Linked DNA regions of Mus musculus: region 2 is linked to region 1. Evidence: chromatin loops called from intact Hi-C (ENCODE). Cell type or tissue: gastrocnemius. All regions are shown on one strand. Links, peaks and the distances in the headings refer to the core of each region. The heading gives the core; the rest is flanking DNA.

What was found. A loop is a pair of places that touch in the nucleus more often than their neighbours do. Peaks named below come from ENCODE experiments on the same cell type or tissue, not always from the same donor. Only the 100,000 strongest peaks of a DNase experiment are listed, where the experiment ranks them.
Region 2: a loop joins it to region 1, with 6 times the contacts of the local background. A loop is called at or near these places in 1 of 42 quality-filtered maps.

The regions. Positions count from the first base shown.
Region 1 is chr6:97,558,305-97,563,683 of GRCm38, reverse strand. It overlaps Gm46969 (a long non-coding RNA gene), which reads right to left and starts at 3,652. Exons shown (of 3, transcript XR_003956342.1): 1 at 3,361-3,652. It also overlaps a transcript of Frmd4b not described here. In gastrocnemius, for the core only: no CTCF peak of the experiment used is centred there; no DNase peak of the experiment used is centred there.
Region 2 is chr6:97,614,621-97,619,999 of GRCm38, reverse strand. It overlaps Gm32247 (a long non-coding RNA gene), which reads right to left and starts at 3,514. Exons shown (of 4, transcript XR_003956339.1): 1 at 2,238-3,514; 2 at 1,149-1,284; 3 at 441-645. It also overlaps a transcript of Frmd4b not described here. In gastrocnemius, for the core only: no CTCF peak of the experiment used is centred there; DNase peaks (open chromatin) are centred at 2,364, 3,006 and 3,747; H3K4me3 peaks cover 2,362 bases; H3K27ac peaks cover 2,040 bases.

The DNA.
Region 1 (5,379 bases), core at 156-5,155:
GAAACATAGGGAGCTAGACCTTGAGACCACATAGTGAGCCCCGCCATTGAAGACCACGTGACTCAGTAGTGACAAACACGGATATATTTGGTATCAAAGGGATTTGGGTCCAAAGCATACCATTCAGGTACTGGCTATCAGTAAGTCACTTGTAAGGTCACCTGAGCTGTCCAGAGTTGGGGAGAGTTGAACTCAGGGAACCAGCATGGCCCGTCATATCTGCAGGGCCAGCCTACAATTCCAGTTCTCACTGGCTCCGGAGTCTACGCTCCAACAGACTCAGTGATGTACTGGAAAGTGCAGATAGTTAGACAGAGACACAGGATCAAGGCCCAGGTCCCTGACTTCCATGCTGCTCAGGGAACCCAAGAATGTTTGATGGCATGCATACTCCTTAAGGTCTTACTGTTTTCCAAGAGTTCTCTGCTTTCCACTTAAGCTTTGTTATGGAAGTTTGAACACACTTTTTAAAAAGGCAAAGCAAACATCCCCGTGCTTAGTCTAGCTTCAGTTAACTTGCAAAACCAACCGTGCCGTGTCTAACCCTTGCTCTTCCTCTCATCTGGAATCACATTTCTGTCATCAGATCATGTCACTTGAATCACGAGGATTTCAGCTAACATCTCTGAAAGACAGACTCTTGTCACAAAGACAGTCTCCCGTGTATAAAGATGGAAGGAAAACCCAGTTAATGTTAAATTTTAATGTCTCTAGTAGTATATGCATACATTATTTATTCAAATAATATGTAGGAAGCATAATAAATATGTATAATGTACCAACAGATTCATATTTTTACTGAATATATTTTGAGTTGAGGTTCACTAACCTATTAGCATTATAGATGTGTCTAAAAAATCTCGTTCTAGCTCTAGAAATTCCTGATCCGTTTGTTTGTTTTTTCTTACAGTTTAGATATTTCTTCAATATCTAAATAGGGCTGTTTGGCCTAAAGAGTTCTCACTGTCTAGATTTAGCTAATACCATCCTCATGGTATAATGCCCGCGATTTTGCTATTTGTTAGGTTTTGGTAAAGAGACCCAGGGGTTTGCTCAGATTCGCATTCAGCCTTTCATATTTGACACTGATTTGCATGAATGCTGTATTATTCTTTCTGGAGACCCATTGCACAGGGTGGTCAGTCTGTGGTCTCAGCAGACCGAGACGGGTCCATTATCTCATTAAGGGTTGCCAAATAGTGATGTTCTAAATTTAGTTTTATCTCTCCTTCTTCTGCATTCAATTCTATGAGGCACCTCCATATTTTAAATATTGGCGGACTTGGTTAACTGCTTGTCCCAGTCTCATGGGTCTTGTATGTGTGCATGCAGGAGTACATATGCTCGTGTGGGTGCAAGTGTACATGTGAGGGCCAGGGGACACCCTCAGGTGTCATCCCCAGGTGCCATCCACCTTGGATTTTAAGCCATGGTCTTTCACTGGCCTGGATCTCATCAAGTATGTTAGGCTTCCAACCAGAAAAAGCCAGAATCAGCCTGGCCCTGCCTCACCAGTGCTGGGATTACCAGTACACATGGGATATTTTGTTTTTGTTTTTCTCTTACACATGGGCTCTGGGACAAGGACTCAGTTCCATATGCATGCAAGGCAAACATCTCCACAGCCTCCTTGCTTCATATTTTATATAAAAGAAAGCCCTTCTCCCTCCTCTCACCAGTTTAGTGATCAGATCCAGGTGAGGCTTGCTTTCCAGCCCCTCCCCTAGACATTCTTTACGAAGTAGCACCAACAATATTGTGGTAGTCCCTGCATTCATGGGTCAAGCCAGTGGGTTGTCAAGATATACTCGGAGTGTTCAGTAAATACTGGTGTTCTGTAGCCAGAGAACTCTTTCTCGGCCAGCCTGCTCTTTCCCTATAGTTCAAAATGGCTACTGGTGATCAGAGAAGATGATAAGCATATCTTTAAAATTACAATGAGTGCTACCAATCGTGGTGCTATCTGCTTGTAATCACTGCACTTGGGAAGCTGAGGTAGAAAGAACACGAGTTTAAGGTAGGCCTGGGCTACATACTGAGACCATGGCTCAAAAAAATTACTGTGAGGCAAAGGTGTAGTGAACTCTACTAAGCTTTTCTTCAGTAACTCAGCCCGTTGCAGCCATTGCCCCATAAATATTCTCAAGTGAGTAAAACAATTCTTTCCATTTCCAAATGAACCAAGGTGAGGCACATTGCCTGTTTGCCATGCTCTCTCACTTACTTCCAGTGTAGCATTCCAGCAGCCAGCCTCCTCTGCAGAGTGATTGGGGTTTCCTACAGTCCCCCCAGGTTTTTTCTCCAGTGTGGAGCACTAGTGGGAAGCCTTCCAAAGCTGTTCTCATAAGGCAGGTCAGTTGTTTCCTTGTGAAGAGAGCCCTCCCTCCCTTTTTTACATTTTACATTTTCTTACCCTTCCAACTCATGATGCATGAGACAATGTTTGCTCTTGGGGCTTCCTCAGAATCATGGATGCTAAATCAGTAAGAGGATTTTTGTTCTGATAAGTGTAAGCAGAACGTTTTGTGGAAGAGCCAAGAATGAGGTTAGATACTGTCAAGTTCAAATCCCAGCCCTGTCCCCTTTCAGGGTTTGTCATTTCAGGCTGCCACTCAACATGAACAGAACCTCTTAGTTGTGAACCAAAGGATGTCTTAACCCCCAGACTTCTTACAGGAAGAAACACAAGTTGAAAACACACTTATGTCACATCTCACATGTCACGCAAAGAAAGCATTTTTGACAATGAACTTTAAAGGCTAGTATTTGTCCTCCCTTTGGCTCCTTCCTCTTCTGTGTCCATCAGTGGACCAGAAGTATGAGAAATTCTTCAAAAAATCTATTCAAGAATGGCAAGGCCTGGTCTAGGTACTTTGATCAACAGCCCTTGACCAAAGCTTGTATGGTAGACTATGATTTCACTTATACATTCTAAAGTAGGTAAAATAGAATGGTGCAAAGATTTTTTTTTATTGTCCTGGTTGAGAAGAATGAATGAAGGTAGGGAGAGGCCCCTTGTGGACTGATGGTCTTATTCTAGATCAGGATACAGGTGTGGTTACCTAGATGTCAACACTTACCAAAATGTCATTACTATATGTGAATTATGTCGTTACACATGAAAATGTCAATGCTATCGGTTTACTGTGACGTTGAATCCCAGGGAAGCAGGAGTGACAGGGGATGACAGAATGATCAGGAGGGTAAGAAGATAGACAGGCATGCATGTGATGTGTAAGGAAGTCAGCTTGCTTAGGGACAGGCTGATGGCATGGTCTCCCACAGACAGCTTAGGAAGTGGCTTTGCGAAATCACGGTGCTCTGGAGAGTGCTGGGGTCAGGGGTTGGATCAGTCCTTACCTGTCATGTCTTCAGAGGCCCGGAGGACTCTGATGGAGGCTAAGGCTGAGGCCACGGTGACCTGGCTCTGCAGCTGTCGGAATTTTGCAAGACATCACCAGAGTTCCTCTGGCCATGACAGAAAGCCTGTGCTCGGATCCAGGGTGGAGCACACCTGAGGCAGGCATGGGGTCTGGCGGGGCTGAGCTGTGGCTAAGGTGAAACCCGACAAAGCCAGGATGACGAGGTAACAGTCTGGTCTCCACCACTCACTAGGTAAGCAGCTCTGAGACGGTGACCTAACCTCTCTAAACCTCAGTCTGCCTAGAGTTGATTGAAAGAGCCCCCGGGGCCTTCCCTAGAGGAGGCTGTCTCTAGACAGTTCTCACACACACTGCTCAACTTCCTGCACCTTCTGTCTGGCCATAGGAACAAGTCTCCTTTGAAGATCGAACAGTCCAGACACTCTTGAGTGAGGGCAAACAGGCCCAGGAGCTTAAGTGCTGAAAGACTGAAGCAGTGATATGATTGCAGCCACAGAGTCCTGTGGGAAATACCAAGGGCAGTCACACTGTGTCAGGAGGGCTTCCGGTGAGGTTGAGACCTGCTCACTCCCAGTGATAACCGAGACAGGAATGCGCCATGTTGAAGCTTCCTTCCCTTCTTGTCTCAGCTCTTCAACCCCCTACCTAGGCTTTGTAGGAACATGTCCCCAAACATGCTTATCCTTAACTCTTCGTCTCAGGGAAAACCCAACCTAAGGGCATTACGTGACTGCCGCCCCATTACTGTCAGTGTTAAGTGAGGCAATAGAGGGAAACCCTAAGAGGAGCTCATAGTCTCGAGTAAGTTTAAATCAAGTAGAGCAATCAACCTGACTATTCCATTAGCTGTGTGAAGGAAGAAGCATGGCTGTGGTATTTATTATCCAAATGAGACATATAATAGTACCTTTTTGTGTGTTTGGGCTATGTGTGCTTGTGTGTGTGTGTGCTTGTGTGTGTGTGTGTGAGAGAGAGAGAGAGGGAGGGAGGGAGAGAGAGAGAGAGAGAGAGAGAGAGAGAGAGAGAGAGAGAATGTGCATGCATATGGGTATGTGTGAGCTGTCTTGCATGCAGGAGGTGAAAGACAACTTCAAGTGTCACTCCTTGTTTGAAGTCTGGTCCTTTGGTTGTTTGCTGCTGTGTTTTCCAGGGTGGCTGGCCTGCTAGCTTCTGGAGACTCCCTGTCTTTGTCTCCCATCTTTCCCTTGGAAGGCTGGGATTGTGAACACATGCCACCACTCTCTGGCTTATATGGGTTCTGTGGTACCAGAGTCAGGTCTTCATGCTTACATGACAAGCACTTTCCCCACTGAGCCATCTCCCTATCTTCTAAATGAGAAACTTTTGAGAGTGCAAATAGATGACAGGTTAAAAACTGTGGATGTTCTAGAAAATTAGAATGTACTATAAGCAATAATTTTGGTTTTCAGAAGTATGGAGCCCTCTCTACAATGGAAGTCATAGCCTGAACACTATCTATACCTATACCTATACCTATACCTATACCTATACCTATACCTATACCTATACCTATACCTATACCTATACCTATACCTATTACCTATTACCTATACCTATACCTATTACCTATACCTATACCTATACCTATATTATATATCTACCATATATATCACATCAAACTGTTTTAGCTAGAATTTTACGTTTTTTGCACTCTCCTTTCGTGTGTGTGTGTGTGTGTGTGTGTGTGTGTGTGTGTGTGTAAATATGTAGGCCAGAAGTCAACCTTGAGTATCATTTCCTAGGCATGATCTACCTTATTTTATAAAATGGGGCCTCTCATGGCCTTACATTTACCAGGTAAGCTAGGCTGGCTGGCTGTGAAACCCCAAGGATCTGCCTGCTTCCTCCTCCTCCTCTTCTTCCTCCTCCTCTTCCTCCTCCTCCCCTCTTCTTCCTCTTTCTCCTCCTCCTTCTTCTCCTCCTCTTCCCCCTCATCTTCTTCCTCCTCCCCCCATCTTCTTCCTTTTTCTCCTCC
Region 2 (5,379 bases), core at 155-5,154, 56 kb before region 1:
TTCGATTCATTGCAGTGTTTTGTTTTTTTCACACTGCCCAGCATGGAGTTACCTATTTACTGGTTTGACAAAGACTACAAGAGGTGTTGATCATTTTTTTTTTGAAACTCAAATAAATAATATTTTCACTGTCTAGATGTTGTCTCATTGGGCTTATCTTACAATCATATTTAGACACAGGTTTACATATATATATTTGTGTTTTAAAAACAAATACCATCCTCCTATCAATGGCTTTGCTCCTCTTCCATTCTTCCCCCTCTTTATGACAGCATCTCCTAGAGAATTGATTGGCCCAAAAAAAAAAAAAAAAAAAAAAAAAAAGAGTCTCTTTTTTGAAACAAGACCTGTGCATGCATATTCATTATCTTTCTTCACTCTTGACCAAACACCTATAGAAACAACTTGAGGGAGCAAAGATGAACTTGAACTTGACTCACAGTTTCAGAGAGTCTGGTCTGGCATGGTGGGAAAAGCATGGAGAAAGCCATAGCAGCATTCATTGCAACGTCATATCGCCACGGACCAGGAGGCAGAAAACTGGGGAACTTATCCAGACTCTTGTCTTCAAAGGCTCACCGCTAGTACTTTCACCAGCCAAGTCCCACCTTCCAAAAGGTCTCCTGGTTTACAAAGTATCCCCACCTAGAAGGAAACAAAAGTCTCAAAAACTTTCGCTTATGGGGAGATATTTTTACCTGGGTGATTGCATTGAACAGGCGTTTTGTATCGAGGTTTGCAATTTTACAGGTGGGTACCACCTCTTCCCAGGGTCCTGTTCCCAAGCTGGTCAGCTGATCTCTCGGGCTCATGTGCTTCCTGGTTAAAACAGAGTTCCATAAACTCAACTGACACTGAATGGGCTCACACTACGGATGCAGACCTGGCTGCAGGGAGCTTCCTTATCTTCCCAGCCCTAGGGGTGGGCGGTGGTGGGGGGGTGCAGGGGGGGTGCAGGGTGGGAGGTGGGAGGGAAGTGAGATGGTGTCAAGCGATCAGCTTACACAGCTCAGGTCTGCGAGGGCAAGTAATTACCACTCAACAAACGTTAGCTGCTCATTCAGTATTTTCTATTTAATGGAAAGCAAACAGTCCGTTCAGCACCAGAAGAAAATGTAATTAAAACTTACACCAGGCACGCACAATACCTGTCACACACCAAGCCACCTCAAGTGTCTGTCACTTCAAATCTTGCCTTCTCCCTTCCCTTCCCATCAACAGCACTGATATCAGGGCCTGGAAACCAAGGTCCTCTCCCTGCCTCAAAGTGTGTAGGACTGCGTTCTGTTAAGAAGAGGAAAACAGGCAAAGGAGCGGGGACAGAAGAAGACAAGAAAGGGAGGAAAGTAAAAATCCAGTATTGCCGAGAGATTAAAGACTCACAAGTGATAAGTCAACTAACTGTTCAACAAAACACAGAGCTATATAATTGTGTAGTTGAAGATAATTAGTTTTGTAATGGATTTACTTTGAAAAATGAATTAACTGCAAGTACCCAGAGAAATGTGTGTGTGTTTGGTTGGGGGGGGGGGTTAAAAGAGCTTTAGGATTTGCACAGCCTTTTCCCCTATCAACTCATTTGGATAAATCTCTCTCTCTCTCTCTCTCTCTCTCTCTGTCTCTCTCTCTCTCTCTGTCTCTCTGGTTTTTCAAGACAAGGTTTTTCTGTATAGCCCTGGCTGTCCTGGAACTCACTTTGTAGACCAGGTTGGCCTCGAACTCAGAAATCTGCCTTCCTCTGCCTCCCGAGTGCTGGGATTAAAGGCGTGCGCCACCACGCCCGGCTTGGATAAATCTTAGTTGGGGTCTTTCATGAACTGCTTCCCCCTTTCCTTCTCCCAATCACTGTGTTAAGGTCAGCATCAGATTAGACTGCGACCTCTGCCCTGTCACTATTAGCTGTTTGGAGAGAATTTTTTTGAGCCTTCAAAGAAATCGCAACACAGCACCTCCGAGTCAGATAGAGAATTAAATGCCATATCATAACTGTCTACTGTGGGACAGTATCAGACACCGCTTCCTCTTTCTTCTTTCATTCAGAGCCATCTGATTGCAAGAGTCTAAGATCCAGTCATTTCTCCAGGTTATGAGGTCTCCCTTATCCTAAGGTCTCGGGATGCCTAAATCCAGGAAGTACAATAGAGAGTCCTATGGTGCTTCAAAGTTAGGGTGATGCAAAGAAGCTAGCTTTCCGGCCGCCTCCTAGATGCACCCCAAGATTCTCTTAAATTCATTACCCGTCGCCTGTGCGCGCGCAGAAGGCCAGGCGAGCTGCAACCGCGGGGCCGAGCGCCCCCTCCCTGCTTCGCTCCCCCTCCTCCTCCCGATACAATGACTGGGCCGGAACAGCGCATCCGCCGAGCCTCATTGGCAGGGCCGCCCTGGCCCCCGGAGAGGCGACGGGCGGGGGCAGTGCAGAGAGATCGGTGGAGAGCCGGTGCTGACAGCGGCTAGAGGCTGGACTGAGGGAGGTGGGGACACTGAGAAAGGTGGGGAAGGCGGCTCGAGGCTCCTCCGCGGAGCGTGGGTATCCTGGTAAGGATACCGGGCCAGGGGATGCTGAGAGCTCTGGCTGCCCGGCTAGCCGCCGTGGAGTTGAGCTGCGCGGCTCTGACGCTGAGCCCAAGCCTGGGCGGAGAGGAGGAGGACCGAGAGGAAGACAGCTGCTGCAGAGGAAGGCGCCGCGCGCCCTGGAGTTGCGGGACTGGCGCGGAGAGGATTTCCCGGGTCCCGCGCGCTGCGCAACGCAGACAATAAAGTAGCAAGGCGACAACAGCCCAGCTCGCCCGAGGAAGGAGGCGGCTGAGCAGGTAGGTAGGCGACTGTCCCAGGATTATCAGAGCGCGCTGTCGCTGGAGGAAGGAGGCCGAGGTTCCACATTAGGAGCGCAGAGTGCGCCGCCACCCCCCACCCCCCGGCGCGCGCAGGTTGGGGACCCGCAGAGCTGGTCCCCAATCTCCTGCCACCGGGAAGCCCCGCCCCAAAGCTCCCGGGCTGGTTCAGCCTGGACTGGAGTTCCTAGGCACTTGGCGCCGCTCTTTGGTGGCTCTGGCAGTGTAGTGACAGGAAGTTTGGCGGGTCTGATGCTTTGACGCTGGTGGGGTTTGAGAACACGCCGCGTTGGACCACGCGCTTTTTGCTTTGGTGGGAGGTAGGGAGATGAATCGTTGAATCCCAGACACTTCTGTCCGGGGAAGCCATCCGAAGGTGGTGAAAAGCTGAGGGAGGGGTCCCTGGCCTTAGCTGAGGACGTCCAGGGTTTGGCTTGGCCACCCTTTGTAAATAGGCGTGTCACATCCTAAGCGCGCCTGTATTGGAGAGGCTGTGTGCGTGTGAACTGCTCTCTGTCCATTTTCTGGAGCATTTCACTTTTTATTTTCATCGGAGAAGGCACATTTAACCCTAATTTGAGAAATGCTGTTTTGTTTGGACTAGTGGCCAACGTCTTCCTTTGCAAAGGGCTTCCTGCACTTTTAAAGATGCTGCTGACTAGTGCTAGGTCCCTTTACAAAGAGGGAAGAGCTGGGCTCCAGTCTTCCTCTGGTCTAAGAATTCAGTGGCAGGAGGAGGTCTCTCTCGCTCTCCTTTGTGTAGCCGCTTCCTTCCTTCCAGATGTGAGAGGGTTGGGTTGGGCGCTTCTGGGTGCGGTAATAATTATCCTGAACATTCCTGAGATCTGCTAGGACTTGTAAACATACCAGAGCCAACTCCTCTGAACTTTGCGGGTTGACTTGATGTGTTTGCTGGTACCCAGAGTGCCGCGTCTGCAAGGTTGCCTCTTGGGGGGGAAGGAAGACGCCGCCGCGGTGCTGACAGCCTCAGTCTCTCAAGGGAAGACCTGCATGATTCTTCAGGGTTAGCCTGAGCTTGCCCCAGAAACATACCAGCCAACTCAAGAGGATGTGTTCAAGATTACAGGGCAATCCCTGACATGCTGATTCATGTCCCCAAGGGGGTGGATCTGTGGAGCTTCCAAATCCAGTGTCTGGAGGGGAAGAAAAGCCTCTTCGCCTTACTTAACCTTCTCAAGCTGCTCTTTGATCTGTCATACGTGTGCTGAAAGAACTAAGCGGGATCTATGTCGGGAAGCAGGATACGCAGTTTGCAGGCGTCATGAATAGTCCAGAGATAGTAAGGCAGACCCTAGAGGGAGGGTTAAGGACTGTGCCATTAATGAGTTTACTAGCAACTAGTCTCATGTTAGACTTCTGGCAGAGCAGGGTCATTAGAAGGCACACCAGTCATGTGCTGTTAATGATTATAAAGAGAAAGAAATAAACAAATCAACAACAGTAGCCACCTTGCCTTTTTTTTCCTCTCATAAATTTAAGTTGATATGTAGGAGTTGATGTAGAATCAAGAGTTGGGTGCTTTGTCGTTGTTGTTCCCAAATCCAGTGTTACAGTAGAGCCAGCAGGTTTTCTGTAAACAAAGGCACACATATACACACTCATCCTGGAGTGAATGTATAGTTCCTAGAAGAGGTTAAGAAAAGCTCAGGATTTTGGGGGACAGAGAAGACCTGTCGTTTCTTCAGGACGTTGCACACATATTAACCACTTCATTTGCATATACTTGGGAATGCAGGTAGAAAGTATTTTAAGAAGGCAATGGCAGAAAATAAGGAAATCCACCTAAAGCACAATGACAATGAGGTTTGATTTTTGTCGTTGTCCACAAAGTTTGCAGAAGATCATTCTCTAGTGCATGCAAGTGCTTGTCCTAAATGTCACTCTGTTTCCCAACACACAGGTTAGCTACAGAAAAGTTAAGGGGCCTCCTAGAGCAGGTACAGAATTACCCTTGAGGCTTGAGTCTAGAAAAGTGTGGGAGGAGCTAACTTCACAGGCAGCCCAGAGTGTGGGAAGACCTTCCCAGGTCTCCCTCGAGTGTTTACCATTTGTAGCCTCTATTTCTAGCAGAACTCAGGGCTCCTGCTTGTCCATTTGATGGCACAGACTTAATTATGGCTTTGCAGTGTCTTTGAGGGAGGAGAAAGGAAGTTTTGGCGAGCCGACAACACAAACAGGGGGGGCATGAAAGGCAGTTAAAAATACATGACTGTCATATCTAGTCTGCAATAATTTTCAAGAATTGCAATTATCTTTGCACTGGAAGTGAAGGCTTGGAGCTTGTACTACAAATGACCTCTTTCTTCATCTGCCCTTCCCCCTTCCCTTTGCTCTCCCTTCCTTTCTCTTACCATTTTTATTTTGTTTTAGATGATCTTGGGAGGGGGGGTGAATTTATTTCTAAATCTTTAGGACTTTCCCCTACCCCATCCCCACCCCTAGCCCCTTCTAGCTAATGTGGTTCCTGGGCTATCACAAAGATATCCTGGGGTGGCATTTTTCTGTTTCTAGATGCTTGATAAAGGCC